2 separate regions of the Homo sapiens genome follow, and region 2 is linked to region 1. A link is a contact called in ENCODE Hi-C or POLR2A ChIA-PET data. All regions are on one chromosome and are shown on one strand. The core of a region is the stretch at or near the end of the contact, and the rest is flanking DNA. Distances in the headings are between cores, read along the strand shown.

The links. A loop is a pair of places that touch in the nucleus more often than their neighbours do. ChIA-PET counts read pairs that join two places held with the same protein, here RNA polymerase II (POLR2A). Pooled maps may share reads with other maps.
Region 2: a map of K562 shows a loop between it and region 1 (3-fold over the local background). The contact joins the promoter of DYNLT4 here to the enhancer-like site in region 1. A Hi-C loop is called at or near these places in 1 of 168 maps with a recorded cell type or tissue (K562), 2 of 37 single-sample maps with no recorded cell type and 10 of 50 pooled maps. POLR2A ChIA-PET finds 5 or more read pairs at or near these places in 13 of 52 experiments (AG04450, BJ, CD4-positive, alpha-beta T cell and 10 more).

What each region holds. Positions count from the first base shown.
Region 1 is chr1:44,635,652-44,638,803 of GRCh38, forward strand. It overlaps RNF220 (ring finger protein 220), which reads left to right. Exons shown (of 15, transcript NM_018150.4): 8 at 379-511. LOC107984950 (a long non-coding RNA gene) reads right to left here. Exons shown (of 2, transcript XR_001738031.2): 2 at 1-806. Among named protein-coding and RNA genes, the nearest start is that of SNORD145, 34 kb to the right of the region's middle. Within about 2 kb of position 1,885, at least 4 of the 41 ENCODE cell types and tissues checked have a DNase peak (open chromatin) inside an H3K27ac peak, as active enhancers do.
Region 2 is chr1:44,805,206-44,808,600 of GRCh38, forward strand. It overlaps DYNLT4 (dynein light chain Tctex-type 4), which reads right to left and starts at 2,146. Exons shown (of 3, transcript NM_001377534.1): 1 at 2,120-2,146; 2 at 1,579-1,633; 3 at 688-1,474. The coding sequence starts at 1,463. The coding sequence ends at 798. BTBD19 (BTB domain containing 19) reads left to right here and starts at 3,318. Exons shown (of 8, transcript NM_001136537.3): 1 at 3,318-3,395. It overlaps PLK3 (polo like kinase 3), which reads left to right. Exons shown (of 15, transcript NM_004073.4): 14 at 61-174; 15 at 282-785. The coding sequence ends at 473. RefSeq lists enhancers at 615-1,465, 1,466-2,315, 1,909-3,108, 2,583-2,832, 3,167-3,395 and 1 more.

The DNA.
Region 1 (3,152 bases), core at 635-3,134:
CATTGCCTTTCTAAGGTAGAGGGGCCATCACCACCCACCTTCCTTCCCCGCTCCCTTCCCCCGACACTAGCTGCTGACTGCCCCTGAATCTGTGGGCTCTTGGGGTCTCCATGTGGTCTCAGCAGCTTCTTCCCTTCTGACCACTGCTCTCTCCTTTTGCTTTCACTCTCACTCATTCCCTCCTTGGGCTCCAGCGGAAAACTATTGGGAAGAGGCCCAGGTCTTTGACCTCTAAATTGGTTTGCTTCAAAGGAGCCCTAGAGCTGAGGGCCCACTTGGCACACCACAGCTGGGGCTAGAGCTGTGCCTTCGTTGCAGACTGTGGGGAGCAGGTGGGGATGGCCTGGGCCCAGCATGATCCTGCTCTGCTCTTCACAGAGGGAAGGCTCCTGCATGGCTGAGGATGATGCTGTGGACATCGAGCATGAGAACAACAACCGCTTTGAGGAGTATGAGTGGTGTGGACAGAAGCGGATACGGGCCACCACTCTCCTGGAAGGTGGCTTCCGAGGTACAAGCAGCTGACACGTAGACATTGGCACTCTGGTGCCAGGCCTCTGCTGGGTATCCATCTGCTGGAAGCCAAGAGGCCGAGGCTGGTGGCTGGTCATCCATCCGTTCCACCACGTGGGGACTGCTGCTGGTGGGGCTCCTTTGTGACCGTGCTGCCTGCCTGTGATGTGCATATTAAAATGGATGTATTTGGGTGGGGAAATGGAATTGTGAGGCTGCAAGCTAGGAGTGACGAAGGGGGGCTCTCAGCTTCGGGTGATGCATTGAAGGTGACAGCCAAGCCGCGTTAGCACCTGCATAAAATATTAAAGGGACGGTTATGCATTTATCACTCCATCCCTCTTAAGGCTGATAAATGAGAATCCAGCAACCTGCTGTACACCTCCAGCACTGGGGGCCCTGAGGGCTTCCAGGCAAACACATTGGATTTTCCTCCTCCTCCTCTTCAGCCCTATGTCAGGGAAATCAGTTACAGAGGAGAGTGAGTTATGGCAAAATTTGACCTCCCATGAGCTTCATTGGTGAATCTAATTTTAGCTCTGATCCCATCCCTTCTCCCTGGGCGCCCTCTGCCCTGAAGCAAGAGGGGCCTGGGCCCAGCTGCTCCCTCCTTCCCTTGGGCTCTCCCCAGTTGCTACAAAGGAGTGTGCAGGGCCCTGCCCATCTCCAGTGCCCTCCCAGCTCCTTGGAAGAGCAAGGCTTGACACCCCCCACCAGGTCAGACAGCAGAATTGGTTGGGTGCCCAGGGTTAGTGACTTGTTAAACTCCCCAGCCTTGGGCAGGGGAAAAGGGGAGCTGTCTGCCTCTTGGCCTCCAGCTCTTCTCTCTTTCTGTGCACAAGCACAGCTGGTACTGCAGCTTGTGGTCATTAAGTGAGCCAATCTGCTTCCCGTCTGCCTCTCTCTCTGGGCAACACCTTTGGGAATACTGCTGTGTATGGTCCCTGGGGAATCTCACAGCAGCTGGGAAGAAGTTCTCTGCCTTCGTGGGGCCGTGCTACCTGGGCAGATGCTGAGGAGTGGTCTCTGCAGGGCCGTCCAGTGCAGACTGGTTCCACGAAGGGGCTAAGAGCCCAGATGAGACATTATGCCTCTGGGCGTCTCTCACATTACCCAGGTGTTTGGGGGCAAGCCAAAACATAAATCAGGAAGGTTAGTCAGACCAAACAGTCTCCCTGAGCCGGAGCTGGAGAGTGTTAGTTTGCCATTTCACTCATCCCGTACTGGAGCCTTCGAGTATCTGAGGCCCTAGAAGAGTGAGCAGCAGGGCTGACGACTGTCCCATGAGTTGGACACATGGGTGTCCGATGGCAGCCACACAGGGTCAGTTTCAACGTGCTGCTCTGGTTAGCTCTGTTGGCAGCTGCAACTGCTCACATCCTCCATTGCTGTGGCACCTTCTTAGGTTCCTTGGCACAGACCTGGACCTGATGGCTTCTGGGCACCAGACAGGGCTTATGGAGGATAAAGCTGCAAAGGGCCTGCTGATTTGACAAGAGTATTTCCCCTGTGCCGGGATGCACTTGCACAGCAGTGTGAGGGGCTCTTAGGCCCCGGGCGGGTATCCGTTTTCCCTGAGTGTTTACACTGTGAGGTTGTTCCTTTCAAGAATTCCTGAGGGGAGTTCAAAGGGGGCTTTTCTTTGAGCGATTTGGAGAGCGAGAATGAGAGTGAGACTTGAAGAGGGAACAGGGGCCGGAGGTGCCTTTATCTGCAGAGAATTGCTCCAGCTTTCCTGATAGAAGCTGCTGCCGCCTCTTAAACAGCTTAGTGCAGTCAAAAGACAGGCAGACTTGAAAGGCTGTTTTACAGCGAGATCAGCGGGGGCCACGAGGCAGAGAGCGGGGCGCAGTGGAGCGGAGGAGGCTGAGGCTCCTCAGTGGGGGGGCTATCAAAGGGAGGCCCTGGCTGATCCCTACTGCCTCTGCCCCCAAAACCCTGTCTGCAAAAGCTGGCCATCTGTCAGCCTACCCTCCCTGGCCAGGACTGATAGGCCCTAACTCTTGGGGGGTTGGGTGTGGCCTCGCCAGGCGGGCTGGTGTCAGTGCAGCGCATTGATCGCCCGCCGGGCGGGCCGGGCTGCAAGCCGGGCAGCGCGTGCTTAATGTGATTGAAAGGCAGTTAAAATGGCGGTGACCTTTTCAGGAGGAATTAGATTGCCTGCCAAGACCGGTTAGAGGGAGTGATAACGCCAGCTGAAGAAGCTGCCCAGCAGACTTCAGAGAGAAGGAGGCAGAGGCAGGATGAGCAGGCGAGTGGCGAGGCCCATTTAAACTGCGCTGTGCGTGCTGACAGAACAGAGATTGCTGTCGTTGTTAGATATGAAAGAAGTGAAGAATTGCAGATAAGTTCCTGTATCCGATCACCCCCATCCCTCCTCCCAGAGTAGGGCCTCTTCTTCATCCTCAGCAAAGCTTCCCACCAGGCCCCTGGAGGTTGGTCTGATGGATCAGATCGGTTACCTCAAATGTAATCTGCTGTGGGAAGCAGTGAACGGGCAAGAGTTTCGGTGGAGACACTTGGCTGAGGGCAACAGGCCTTAGAGATGGGGACCTGTGGTTACTGAGGAGGAGCTCCAGATATCTCAGGCCTGGGAGTACTCGGATTGATATTTTAGGACAAAATAAAGAAGCAGACAG
Region 2 (3,395 bases), core at 896-3,395, 170 kb after region 1:
ACTAATGGGGAGGGGGCTGTCTCACGCTGGATCAGTGACCTGCCCTGATCCTGCTCCCAGGGTGGAGATCTGCCCAGTGTGGAAGAGGTAGAGGTACCTGCTCCGCCCTTGCTGCTGCAGTGGGTCAAGACGGATCAGGCTCTCCTCATGCTGTTTAGTGATGGCACTGTCCAGGTAAGAGCCTATCCAGGAGTTGCGGGAAGGTCTGGGAGGCCCAGGGTGCTGGGGAGGAAGCTGGGCCCGGAGCCTAGGTCCTGACCACTGTCATGCTCTGTGTGCAGGTGAACTTCTACGGGGACCACACCAAGCTGATTCTCAGTGGCTGGGAGCCCCTCCTTGTGACTTTTGTGGCCCGAAATCGTAGTGCTTGTACTTACCTCGCTTCCCACCTTCGGCAGCTGGGCTGCTCTCCAGACCTGCGGCAGCGACTCCGCTATGCTCTGCGCCTGCTCCGGGACCGCAGCCCAGCCTAGGACCCAAGCCCTGAGGCCTGAGGCCTGTGCCTGTCAGGCTCTGGCCCTTGCCTTTGTGGCCTTCCCCCTTCCTTTGGTGCCTCACTGGGGGCTTTGGGCCGAATCCCCCAGGGAATCAGGGACCAGCTTTACTGGAGTTGGGGGCGGCTTGTCTTCGCTGGCTCCTACCCCATCTCCAAGATAAGCCTGAGCCTTAGCTCCCAGCTAGGGGGCGTTATTTATGGACCACTTTTATTTATTGTCAGACACTTATTTATTGGGATGTGAGCCCCAGGGGGGCCTCCTCCTAGGATAATAAACAATTTTGCAGAATTGGACTCCCCCTCACTCGCAGTAGAGCCCGTGGACCGTGGCCACCGCGAAGAGCGAGGTGTTGGTGTAGGAGACCGAGGCCAGCCCATCGCGCGCCACGTCCCAGAGCGCACGGCTGACCACGTGAACGCCCTGGCCCGCGCGCGGCCCCAGCACCACACTGCATACCAGCTTGTAGCGTGGCGGGCTGAGCTCGCGCAGGCGAACGTGCACCTGCTCGCAGAGCTCCCGCACCAGCCGCGCGGCCTCGTCGCTGGAGTAGCACGCGTCGTGCAGCCCTGCGGCCAGCGCCGCCTCCAGGGCACGCTGTGCACGCGCAGCCTCCCAGCGCTCCCCGGGCACTGGCTCCGTGCGGTAGGAGGGCGCCACCCAACGGGCGGGCGCCAGGGGCAACCCTGAGAAGCTGACCCTTGAGCCCAGAGGGGGCACCGGGCCCAGGGATGGCCGCTGACCCCCAGGACCCGCGCCTGGCCCGACCAGCGAGTTGCGGCGGGAGAAGGACGCGGCCAGGCCCAGCATGGAGCCCCGGCGCGAGGCCGGGGCTGGACCTGGACCTGCCGGTCGGGCCTCATCAATGCTGGGCAGGCAGCCTCGGGGCCGCACCGGTGAGGGTTTCCGCCCGGAGTCTTTGGCATTCTCCTCCTCCTGGCGTCCCGGGGGCAGAGGCCTGCTGGCCATGGACCTGCTGGCTGGAGGAACCACACTCAGGGTGGCCTTCACCAGGCATCTGTCTACCCACCCCAGCCTCTTGCTCAGTGATGTCAAGGGTTTTTACCTTCTACCCCCTTCTTACCTGTGTTTTAGAACAAGTGGATCAGATAGTCCCAGGCTGCCTGGGTTCCTAGGTGCTGAGAAGGTTAAAGGCTGTTAGACACATGAGCAGGGGACAGGAGGCTGCTAGGACTGGGATCCTCGGCTAGTCCTTGCCGACTGAGCTCCTTCTCTGGGCACTATGGAAGTTAGCCAGGTACGCTCGGAGTCTTAGAGACTGCCATTTCTCCCTTCCACCCGACTTCTCTGGAAGGAGAGGCAGGCCTCTGCCTCAGCCTGGACTGTGGAGGCAGAGCCTCCAACCCCTAACCAGGAAGGACTGACAGACTCAGCTCCTTCAACCCCACAGATCCTTCCAGCCCTGGGGGTGTTGAATCCAGTCATCTTCCACCCAGATCTACTCTAGGGTGGCTGGCACAAAGATCTCCCCTACACCTGGCCCAGGCTGAGGGCAGATGACTCATGAAGCCCCCTTCCACCTTCTGCCTTTGGCCTCTGATCCCACTTCCTCCAGAATCAGTTCTGAGATGGCTGCCCTCTGCTCCCGAAACTCCCTCAGGCACCTGAGTCACCCGCAGGCTTTGGCTTCTGAGTTCTGTCCTGGCTGCACAGCCCTGGCCCCGCTGGCCTGAAGGGCAAGTGGGAGGGGAAAGACCTGTGTTGTGGAGTTGCCATGGGTTGCTAGAGCAAACACTCCTCCCTCCCAGGATCCCTCCCTCCAGTCTGGCTCTGGCTTAACCTGAGAGCATTGTTGCTGTGAGCATGTGCTGAGCATGGGGTGCCCCTGAGTCATCAGGGAGAGCGGCCGACAGGGTCTTGCAGCTTAGAGGCAAACTTCCTAAGCGCAGGCAACAGAGGGGCAGATGTAGAGCAAGGCTGTGGTCAGAAAGGCTTTGTCCTACCCCAGGACTCTTGAGCCAGGGCCCATTTTCTCCCCTTGTGGAATGGCCAGATGACTGGCCATTCGTGAACAAGTCACAGAGGCCTAGGTTAGGGGGAGATCTTGAGGCTGCGGGGGTGGTGGCTCAGGAATCCAGAGTCTGGGCCCACAGGAAGGAACACGTCATGGCTCTGTTGTCTCCCCATCGGCCTCGACAAGGACAAACATTTCCGCTCCCGGCGCAGAGTTAGGGTGGGGCTTGGATGACTTCCTCAGTTCAGGGCTATGTGCGGGGGAGGGGAGGCCCACTGGCTCAGCTGGTAGGCACCAGGCCTTATAAAGTGGCAGTGACTCGGCAGTGAACCCCGAGTCCAGCCTCGTGACCTTTGCTGACCCAAGTGTCCTGGGGCTTGTCCCTAGCTGGCTACACCTCTAGTACCTAGGTTTCCCCAAAGTTACATTTCAGAGATGGCAGAGGCTGTGACACCTCTGCCAGGGCTGACAACTCATGTGACTCCTCCTCTGGCAGGGATGGGACTGTCCCCTCCCAAACAAGCCAGGTCGGGGCCCTGACCCATCTATGGGGGCGAGGATTTTCCCTGTTGAGTGGGGGTTTCCCCGGCCTGGCTAACCGGATCCTGACCCTGTGTGCCTGTGGAGGAGGGAAGGGTTAGGAGGGCAAGGAGTTTGAACTCTGAACCTAGGGCAGGCTCAGCTTCGGGGGCTAAGACCCTCGTATGGCGCTTAATGCCCCTCTAAGGGCTGAAGTTTTCCCTGGGCCTGCCCGGGAGATGGGTGGAGTCTCTTCTCAGGCCAGCTCCAGTTTCCATGGAAACCCACAGGCTTCCCACCCCGTCGGCTGCCTGGGCAGACTCCCAGCCAGGGCCTCTTTCGCCGCCGCCGCCGCCGCCAGCCAGCCAGCTTCTTCCCAGGACCATAGGCCACTCCAGCCTCAGCTT